Regions from separate parts of the Homo sapiens genome. Here region 2 is linked to region 1. A link is an interaction called in ENCODE POLR2A ChIA-PET data of the cell type or tissue named here. Cell type or tissue: MCF 10A. All regions are shown on one strand. Each heading gives the region's core, and the rest is flanking DNA. Links, peaks and the distances in the headings are about the cores only.

Region 1 (5,391 bases), core at 298-5,297:
ATAAAGAAAGGATCCTAAAAGCAGCAAGAAAACCACAACAAATAACATACAATGAAGCTCCAATACATTTGGCAGCAGAGTTGTCAGTGGAAATCATACAGGCCAGAAGAGAATGGAATGACATAAAGTACATGAGATGTTTAACAAGCCAAAGGGGGAAAAAAACACCTTTTACTCTAGAACAGTGTATTTGGTGAAAATATTCCTCAAGCACAAAGGGGAAATAAAGACATTCCCAGACAAACAAAAGCTGAAGGATTTTATTAACAATAGACCTATCCTAAAAGAAATGCAAAACAGAGTTCTTCAATTTGAAAGAAAAGGATGTTGGCCAGGTACGGTGGCTCATGCCTGTAATCCTAGCACTTTGGGGGGCCGAGGCAGGTAGATTGCCTGAGGTCAGGAGTTCAAGACCAGCCTGACCAACATGGAGAAACCCTGACTCTACTAAAAATACAAAATTAGCCGGGCGTGATGGTGCATGCTTGTAATCCCAGCTACTTGGGAGGCTGAGGCAGGAGAATCACTTGAATCCAGGAGGCGGAGGTTGTGGTGAGCCAAGATTGTGCCATTGTACTCCAGCTTGGGCAACAAGAGTGAGCCTCTGTCTCAAAAAAAAGAAAAAAAAAGTTTGTTAATGAGCCTGAAGAAACCATCTGAAGGTACAAAATTCCATCGTAATAGTAAGTACACAGAAAAACACAAAATTTTATAACACTGTAATTGTGGTATATACAGTACTTTTATCTTCAGTAGAATGACTAAATGATGAACCAATCAAACATATAATAATAACTACAAAAACTTTTCAAGACGTAGAGAGTAAAATAAGATGTGAAGAGAAACAACAAAAAGTTAAAAAGCAAGGGGACAAAGTGAAAGTGTAGAGTTTTTGTTTTCTTTTTGCATATTTGTTTGTTTATGTAATAAGTTTTAAGTGTCATCAACTTAAAATAATAGGTTATAGGATAGTATTTTCAAGGCCTCAAATCAAAAAGCATACAATGGATACACAATAAAAAGCAAGAAATTAAAGCATACCAGCAGAGAAAACCACTTTCACTAAAAGGAAGATAGGAAGAAAGGAAAGAAGAGAGAGAAGACTGCAAAACAACCAGAAAACAAATGGCAAGAGGCAGGAGTAAGTCCCTACTTATCAATAATAACATTGAATTTAAATGGAATAAATTCACTAATCAAAAGACATAGAGTAGCTGAATGGATGAAAAAATAAGACTCAGTGACCTGTTGCCTACAAGAAACACACTTTACCTATAAAGATACACATAGACTGAAAATAAAGGTATTAAAAAAGATATTCCATGGGCCAATGGAAACAAAAAAAGAGCAGGAGTAAGACAAAAACTGTAAGAAGAGACAAAGAAATTTATTTTATAATGATAAAGGGGTCAGCTTAACAAGAGGCTATAATGATTGTAAATCTATGTGTACCCAACATTGAAGCACCCAGATATGTAAAGGAAATATCATTAAAGCTAAAGAAAGAGACAGACCTCAATACAATAATAGCTGGAGACTTCAAGATTCCACTTTCACATTGGATACATCTCCCAGATAGAAAATCAACAAAGAAACATCAGACTTAATGTGTACTATAGACCAAATGGACCTAATCAATATTTACAGAACATTTCATCCAGTGGCTGCAAAATACACATTTTTTCTCAGCACAAGGATCATTCTCAAGGATAGACCATATGTTAGGTCACAAAACAAGTCTTAAAACATTCAAAAAAATTGAAATAATATGAAACATCTTCTCTGACCACAATGGAATAAGACTAGAAATCAATAACGAGGAATTTTGGAAACTATAGAAACACCTAGAAATTAAACATTATGTCTGAATGATTAGCGGGTTATTGAAGAAAATAAGAAGGAAATTGAAAAATTTCTTGAAACAAATGATAATGGAAACACAACATACCAAAACCTATGGGATGCAGCAAAAACAGTACTCAGAAGTTTATAGCTATAAGCGCCTATGTTTAAAAAGAGGAAAAACAGCAAGTAAACAATTTAATGATGCATCTTAAAGAATTAGAAAAGCAAGAGCTAACTAAACCCAAAATTAGTAGAAAAAAAGAAATAATAAGGATCAGAGTGTAAATAAATGAATTTGAAATGAAGAAAAATAAGCAAAAGATCAATGAAACCAAAAACTGTTTTTTTGAAAAGACAAGCAAAATTGACAAATCTTTAGCCAGACAGATGAAGAAAAAAAGGGAGAAGACTCAGATAAAAATGAATAAAGAGACATTACAACTGATATCACAGAAATTCAAAGGATCTTAAGTGAGCAACTGTATGACAATAAATTGGAAAATCTAGGGGAAATAAATTCCTAGACACAACCTACCAAGTTTAAACCATGAAGAGATCCAAAACCTTAACAGACCAATAACAAGTAACAAGATCAAAATTGTCATGTAAAGTGTCCCAGTAAATAAATACCTGGGACCCAATTGCCCCACTGCTGAATTCTACCAAACCTTTAAATAACTCACCTGTAATCCCCAAAATTTGGGAAGCTGAAGCAGGAGAATCACTTGAGTCCAGGAGTTCGAGACCAGTCTGGGCAACATGGCAAGACCCCATCTCTACAAAAAGTACAAAAATTAGCCAGGCTTGGTGGTACATGCCTGTTGTCCTAGCTACTGGGGAGGCTGGGGTAGGGAGATTGCTTGAGACAGGGAGTTTGAGATTGCAGTGAGCCATGATTGTACCACTGCACTCCAGCTTGGATGAAAGAGTAAGACCCTATCTCAAAAAAATGAATAAATAAAAATATCTAATACAAATCCTACTCAAACTATTCTGAGAAATAGAGGAGGGAGTACTTCTGAACACATTTTATGAGGTCAGTATTACCCTGATACCAAAACCGGACAAAAACACATCACAAAAGGAAACTACAGGCCAACATCTTTGATTAATATTCATGAAAAATCCTCAACAAAATAGTAGGAAACTGCATGAAACAATACATTAAACAGATCATTCATCATGACCAAATGGGATTTATCCCAGGGACACAAAGATGTTTCAAAATATGTGAATATTTCAATGTTATACATCATATCAACAGAATGGAGGACAAAATCCTATGATCATTTCAATGGAGGCTGAAAAGCATTTGATAAAATGCAACATCCTTCATGATTAAAAAAAAAAACCCTTTGAAAAACTGAGTATAGAAGAAACATAATACCACATAATAAAAGTCGTATATGGCAGACCCACAGCTAGTGTCATACTGAATCATAGAACCAGAATTGGAACCCAGGTATGTTAGACTTCAAAATTCATGCCTTTCTAAGCTTTAAAAAAAGGCAAGAAAGAATGTTTGGGAAAGATTCTCAGGTACTGGATTCTGAGATTTTAACATGCTAGGGTAAAAGATCAGAAGGAATTTCTGAGGGTTCAGGGACCATAAACCCAAGAAGATAAGAGATTAGTATTAAGTACAAGATGTTAGTGCAGAAATTGGTAGAAACAGGAGCTATGAACACAATTCAATGTATGTCTTGAAATTTATTTTATATTTCTACAAAGAATTGAGAAGGAATGGTATTGAGAAGTTGAATGATCCAAGGGAAGATCCTTTGATACTAGATTCTATTATTGGTTCTTCCACTTGTATGTAATATGACCTCTCTCAGACTTCCTTATGAATAAAGTGGAGCTAATAATACTGTAGTTACTGGGGTAAAAATGAGATGGAAACTATGAGATCAGTGTAAGATGGACAGTGGAACCATTTGCCAAGAGGCTTGGAAACCAAGCAAACCAATCAGCATGGTTGAAGGGTTGCAGGTACTGAGATAACTATGGGAAATAGAAACCTAGTCAATTATATTGTAATAGGATGGTCTGGCTGAAAGGGGCAAAAAAAAATCAGAAAAGTTTTCCAGTCCTGTGCATCAGAGGGAACATTGCTTTTTAGTCTTTTCTTAGACTAAGAGCTGTTCAACTCTGGATGACATATCTATTAAGCTGCTGTATTCCTTTTTACCTATGTCATGCTCACCAAGCAATCCTATGCCCATAACGTTTTTTTCCTTTTTTCTTGTTTTTTGTTTTGTGCTACTTTTATGCTGAGAAGGGATGTTTTGGTTTCTGCTCAATTTAAGGGCATATCCCCGCCATTCTTATTGTATTAGCTATCTACTTGCTGTGTAACAAATTATACTGAAATTTAGCAGTATAAAACAACACATATTTATTATTTTACAGATTGTGCGGGTCTGGAATTTGAGCACAGCTTGACTAGATCCTCTGTCAGGGTTTCACAGGCTGCCATTAAGATATAAGCAGGGACTTTATTGCACAGTTTGTGACTATAGTTAATAACAATGTATTATAATCTTGAAATTTGTTAATAGAGTAGATTTCAAGTATCCTCACCACAAATAAAATATAAGTATTTGAGATAATACATATGTTAATTAGTCATTCTACAATGTGTACATATTTCAAAACATCATGTTGTATACCACAAATATGTATAGCTTTTGTGTATCAACTTTAAAAATTAAAAAAAAATATAGTCAGTGGCTTCAAGGTTGAACTCAAGGGCCAACTGGAGAAGGATCAGCCCCAGGCTCACTCAGTGGTTGTTGATAAGATTCAATTCTCTTCCATCTACTGGGATGAAGGCCTCAGTTCCTTACTGGATGTTGGCCAGAGGCTGTCCTCAGTCCTTTGCCTTGTGATACTTTCTATCACAGTAACTGAGAAGAACCTGAGAGAGAAAATACCAGCAAGAGAGAAGTCACAGTCTTTTGTTACCTAATAATGGAAGTGATATCACATTATATTTGCTGTATTCTATATGTTAGAAGAAAGTCATTAGGTTCAGCCTACACTCAAGGGGAGAGGATTTCACAAGTGTGCACACCAGGAAGTAAGGATCATTGGGGCTATGCCAGAAGCTGCTTTTCGCACTTAGCTATCTACAACTGTTGTAGTGAAGGGAGGAGTCATGACTATTGAAACTAATGCAGATGCTTACTTAGAAAAAAATCTGAAGCCCCCTTTATTCTGTCAAATATCCTCTCTGTAAATGAAAAGTTGAGCTGTGTGTTTCTCAATAAATGTATCACAGCAAGTGAATCACCCCTTCTGATTTGATTCAGAGCAATAAAAAAGCAATCACACTATACCTTTGCTTTTACGGTGGTGTCTGATATAGCCCTCTCTGAGTAGCCTACTTCTGAGCAGACCCAAGTGAATAATGTAAGCCAAGGTCCCCTGACATATGGTTTTTAGAGTATATTTACACTCCATGTGAGTCAACAACCTTGATATTTGGCAGAAGTCTCTTGAGCAGATGATGGAAATATTTTATCTCACATTTAAGCCAACTTC
Region 2 (5,391 bases), core at 149-5,148, 93 kb after region 1:
CTGGAGCTCAGGCTCTGCTAAATAGGAAGAGCCTTGGTAAACATACTATGGTTTGAGCTGAGACTCCAGAAAAGCTGTTTTAGGAATAAAGGCTAGACCTCAGGATTGAGGGCAAAATTGAAATATGCCACCTTAACAAAGCCTAAAATAAACTATGGTCAGCATTAAGTTGGTTTGCTGATACTGTTTGCCTGTGAAAAGAAAATCTTATTTTGAGGAAAATGACATGAACAATCTTTAATAAGCAACATCTATATTTAAACAAAATTCTGACACCCGCTTTTCCTTTTTTAAAATGAGAACTAAATGACCAAAAAAGAACAAATGACAGAGAGAGAGAGAGAGAGACAGAAAAAGAGAAAAATAACAGACAATGGAAATAATTCCAGAGATAATTCAGGTATACAGGGATTTTTAAATTACTATAATTAATGTTCTAGAAGATAGAAAAAGAATCATGAAAATTTTATCAAAGATAAAAATTCCTTTTCCACATGCAGAAGAATAAAATTAGATCTTTATGTTACACCATATACAAACAAATTCAAAATGAATAAAGACTTAAATGTAAGAACTGAAATTATGTAACTCTAAAAGAAAACATAGGGGAAAGCTCCATGACATTGGTCTGGACAATGATGTTTTTGGATATGACTCCAAAGCACAGGCAACAAAAGCAAAAACAGATAAATTGAATTATATCAAATTTAAAAGCTCTGCACAGAAAAGGAACAATCAACAGAATCAAGAGACAATCTACAGAATGGGAGAAAATATTTGCAAATCATACATCTGATAAGGAGTTAATATGCAAAATACATAAACTCAACTCAGTAACAACAATAAATACATAAACAACTCAATAACAAGAAATTAAATAACCTGATTTTTAAAACAGATGACCAGAATGAACTTTTCTCAGGAAAAGACATACAAAAGGCCAACAGTTATATGAAAATATGCTCAATATTGCTAATCATTAGGAAAATGCAAATTAAAACCACACCTATTAGAAGGGCTATTTTAAAAAAAACAACAACAAAGAAATTTTGGCAAGGATGTGAAAAAAAAGGAACCCCTGCACACTGTTGGTGCAAATGTAAATCATTATAGCCACTATGGAAAACAGTAGGGAAGTTCTTTAAAAAAATTAAAAATAGAAGTACCATATGATCTGGAAGTCCTAATACTGGGTATATATCCAAAGGAATGAAATCAGTATCTTAAAGAGATATATGCACTCCCATTTTCATTGCAGCATTATTCATAATAGCCAAGATACAGAATTAACCTAAGTGTCCAACAACAGACAAATGAATAAAGAAAATGTGGTATACATACACAATGAAATACTATTCAGCCTTAAAAAAGAAGATAATCCTGTCATTTGCCACAACATGGATGAAACTGGAGGTCATTATGCTTAGTGAAATATGCCACGTATAGAAAGACAAATACTACATGATCTCATTTATATACTGAATCTAAAATACCTTGAACTCAAAGAAGCAGAGAGTACAATGATGGTTACCATGAGCTGGGGCTGCAGGTCCAGAAGAGATTAGAAAGACGTTGCTTAAAGGATACAGAGTTTAAGCTAGGAGAAATAAGTTCAAGAGATCTGTTGTACAACATGGTGACTCTAGTTAATAACGATGTATTGTACACTTGAAAATTGCTAAGGGAGGAGATTTTAAGTGTTCTCACCACAAATAAATGATAAACGTGAGGAAATGCATACATTAATTAGCGTGATTTAGCCATTCCAAAATGTATACATATTTGAAAACATCATTTTGTATGCCACGAATTTTTTAAAAAGATAAGGATCCTTAATAAGTCAAATGAAATAAAATAGAGATTGAGATCCAATATTTCCCACTTTCTATGCTGAGGAATATTAGCGATTTTTCTCTCTTTGCTAATTTCTTCTTCTCTTTGATTACTTCCACCCCCTAACTCACCTTTGATTTTCAAAACAATTGTCATTTTATGCTGTCATGGTGAGCACAAAAGACACCTGTAGTTTTAAAATTCAATCTACTGATTTTTTTTAAAAGACATGAAAAGGATTTCAAGATGAGGCAACATATTTAACAGAAACAATATATGTTTTAAACTCTGATACCTATGTTGAAACTCTGACCCAGCCACCTGCAAGTATGTGTGAACATACACACGTGATTTAACCATTCTGAATTTGTTTTCTCTTCCATAAAAATAGATCAAGACTTACCTTAAAGATTTGTCTTAAGCAATAAATGAGATGCTTTACATAGGTAGAGTGCTTAACACATAAAACATAGCCAGTAAATGTTGGTACCTACTCTGCTGTTTGCTATCAACAATGGAGAGAAGCATATATGCAAAACTGGTCATCTTGAACCTCATAATGGGATATTATCTACATACTTACTGTCATTAGATAGCCCCAACCAAGATAAAATAATACACAATTTAAGTTTTCTTTCTACCTTTCAAAGCAGAGAATACTAATGATTGACATGAATATCTGCACAATATGGGTTGGTCCAAACCATAGCTTCTTAAGTACATAGGAAAAAAATCAAGAGTTACAAATATCTGGGACAAAGCTCAAGACAGCATATAAAGGCTTGTTGTTACACAATGCTATGCATGCCTTGGCTTGCCTTTCAACAATCATTCCTATTAAATCATGTCTCTCTCTGAGACATCTAATGAAGTCATGTTCACGATCAGCTTAATCACAGGATGCAGTATAGTACATATTTTGACAGGAAAGCTGTTTGTCTAATACGAAACTTGCAGCAAATATATAATTGCATAAAATGTTCATTATGCTTTCAGTGTGACAATCCTTCGCTTGAATCCTTTTATGCATATTTACTCACTTTAAGATAGACTGTTTTGTGTACCATTAAATAAAAGATTATTTTTAAGCAAAATCTATGTCAAGCAATTGGAGTAGTGAACAATTACAAACACAGCAAACTGAACCATATACTTCATCTGGAAATCTTTAAATTCTGGAGAAATCACACATCTCTACCTAATGTTATATATAACTGAAATGGATTGTAGTTTTAAGCATATGAAAAGAAACAAGAAAGAAACTGAGTTGAGAAGTCATTCATGAAAAATATTTTCCTAGAATGTTAATAACAAACTCTAGGTTTGGCTTCTCGCTAATTATTTAATTGCTTAACTGGTGGCTGAATATTCACGTCTTAGATATTCAGAGACTTTTTAAGGTGAGGTCATGACATCTGCCTTTACTGTTACAAATGATCTCCAGGCCCAATGTTATTAGGTCTTAGCACTAATTAGAAATGGGACTTACATCACTCTCATGACCTTCTCGGAGGTTGTATGTGAGGTCATGCTGAATGTCTTCCACGAATTTGTGAGCATATTCTGGGTAAAGGTCTAGCACTTCAAAGAGTCCTTTGAGGATGATACACTGGAGATCACAGTAGGTTAAAGCCTTTACATCTGCATTGGTCTTGATCACTTGGTCCTTAATTGATAGATTTGCTCCAATTAAATCCCCTTTCCCTAGAAAGAGAGAGAGAGATCATTTTCAAAAAAAAAAAGCAAGCTTAGGACTGATAACCTCATTTGACTTACAGGCTTCATTTTTCAGTGAGATTACACTGAAAAGAGAAGAATGTTTACCTTGGGGCAGGGCTTTTCAACTTTGGCATACAATAGCATCATACCTGGGCTTTAGCTTTTATTTGTTTTATGGCCATTATGCTCAATTTCATAAAGAACCAACAACTAACAAATTTTAACTAACAACAACAAGCAGCAAGCAAGCTATATCTTTGGAATGTTATTATGACAAATGGCCTCTACTTCCCATTCAACAATTTTTTTAACTTTTAAATTTTTTATTGTACCCAGCATTGTTTAAAATTTTTATTTTTTATTGTGCCCAGCATTTGTGGAAGCAAAGTCCCTGGTATGTAGCAGGCTTCAATACAAGTCTGTTTTATCAGATTTGACAGTAAAAGAAAACATGTCAAATTGACTATGAATATCTGAGTTTTTCATAAATATGTATGTCAAATAAAAAATAGAGTTTTAAAATTATTAGATTACAACTAGGTATTATCTTCAAGTTAGTACTGGACTTAAACCTTGAAATTTAGCCTATTTTGGTAGAAGAAAAAGTAGACTAAAATCTATATTTATAGACACTAGGAATAATACATAGCCACATGGTGTGGAAGAATTTAAGTCTGATTTATTGTTGTCAATATTGCTAAACTTGGAAATTTTGTTTCTTGTATATTTCATTAGAAATCTAACTTGCTGCTCAAAACTCAAAGTTGGATACTGATGCAGGATGTAAATATAGCCAAAATGTTTTGAATACAGCAAATTTTTAAATTTTGTATATTTGAGGAGAATTTATCATGATGCAGTCTCTTGCACAATAAGCATTCACATTCTCTGCTAAGCAACTAGTGTCTGCAATAACTTTCGGGTCATCATACTTTTCATACTTTGGGTTGCCATGGTATGGCTATTTCAGTCACAATGACATTAGCTATAAAAACAGCACCAACATCCTGCCAATCTTGGCATCCTAGAAAGAATTCCACTTCATTTATTCGTTCAATGAATATTTATGGAGAACTGACCACGCGTGCTGGACCTTGTATTGAGTCCTGGCAAGCAGGTACTGGTGAATACCATGTTGGTATTCACCTCATTACCTAAAACTACCTCACTAATTTTACAGTCTTGTGGCCTTCTTACTGTCTAGATTTAGGACCTTTAGTTAAGTTTTTAAGTAACTTTGGGTCTCAGTATCCTTATTTCTAAAAGATGAGAAAGATTTCCTTGTGGGCTCCATTTTTCAGCATTATACTATTGATCTTTGCTAATCAGTTACTCTTTCATTGAAAAACATAAGGTGATGGGATGCATCTGCAAACCACCCAGGTTAGAGCTATAACTTACGTTTAGTTATAATTAGGCAGACTAATGTTCTGTGGAGAGTACATTTATTCAGGCTTTGCCATTTTCTTTTAAAACAATGAAGAAATTGGTGGGGGAAACACTATTACCTGGACATGAAATCAAGGTGTACAAGGCAAACACATTCTAGCCCCATAACAAATTCCTGCCCCTACCCTTTCCAGGTATCAGATTAAGAAATGTCTGCACATCTTGACTGGACAAGAAAGTTGCTAGAACAAGTTTATGGTTGGACAGCTGTTGTGAGGAAGAAGAACATTAGCTTTTTTTCATTGGCAGAGTGAACATGTGCTAAATATCTACAGGTCAAGTATAATGTCATGTACTTGCTAAGTTTATCAAAGTATTATTGATTTGAATTAGCCCTATAAGGCAATATTGCTATAGGGAAAGTAAAATAATCAATCTTTATTGAAGTAA

Evidence for each region. ChIA-PET counts read pairs that join two places held together with the same protein. Peaks named below come from ENCODE experiments on the same cell type or tissue, not always from the same donor. Only the 100,000 strongest peaks of a DNase experiment are listed, where the experiment ranks them.
Region 2: POLR2A ChIA-PET joins it to region 1 with 5 read pairs; 2 of 35 experiments call an interaction of 5 or more read pairs at or near these places.

What each region holds. Positions count from the first base shown.
Region 1 is chr3:19,547,806-19,553,196 of GRCh38, reverse strand. No RefSeq gene overlaps it. Among named protein-coding and RNA genes, the nearest start is that of MIR4791, 240 kb to the right of the region's middle. In MCF 10A, for the core only: no CTCF peak of the experiment used is centred there; no DNase peak of the experiment used is centred there.
Region 2 is chr3:19,454,914-19,460,304 of GRCh38, reverse strand. KCNH8 (potassium voltage-gated channel subfamily H member 8) reads right to left here. Exons shown (of 16, transcript NM_144633.3): 11 at 3,323-3,537. The region is part of intron 1 of LOC105376982 (a long non-coding RNA gene); the gene reads left to right. Among named protein-coding and RNA genes, the nearest start is that of MIR4791, 140 kb to the right of the region's middle. In MCF 10A, for the core only: no CTCF peak of the experiment used is centred there; a DNase peak (open chromatin) is centred at 2,634.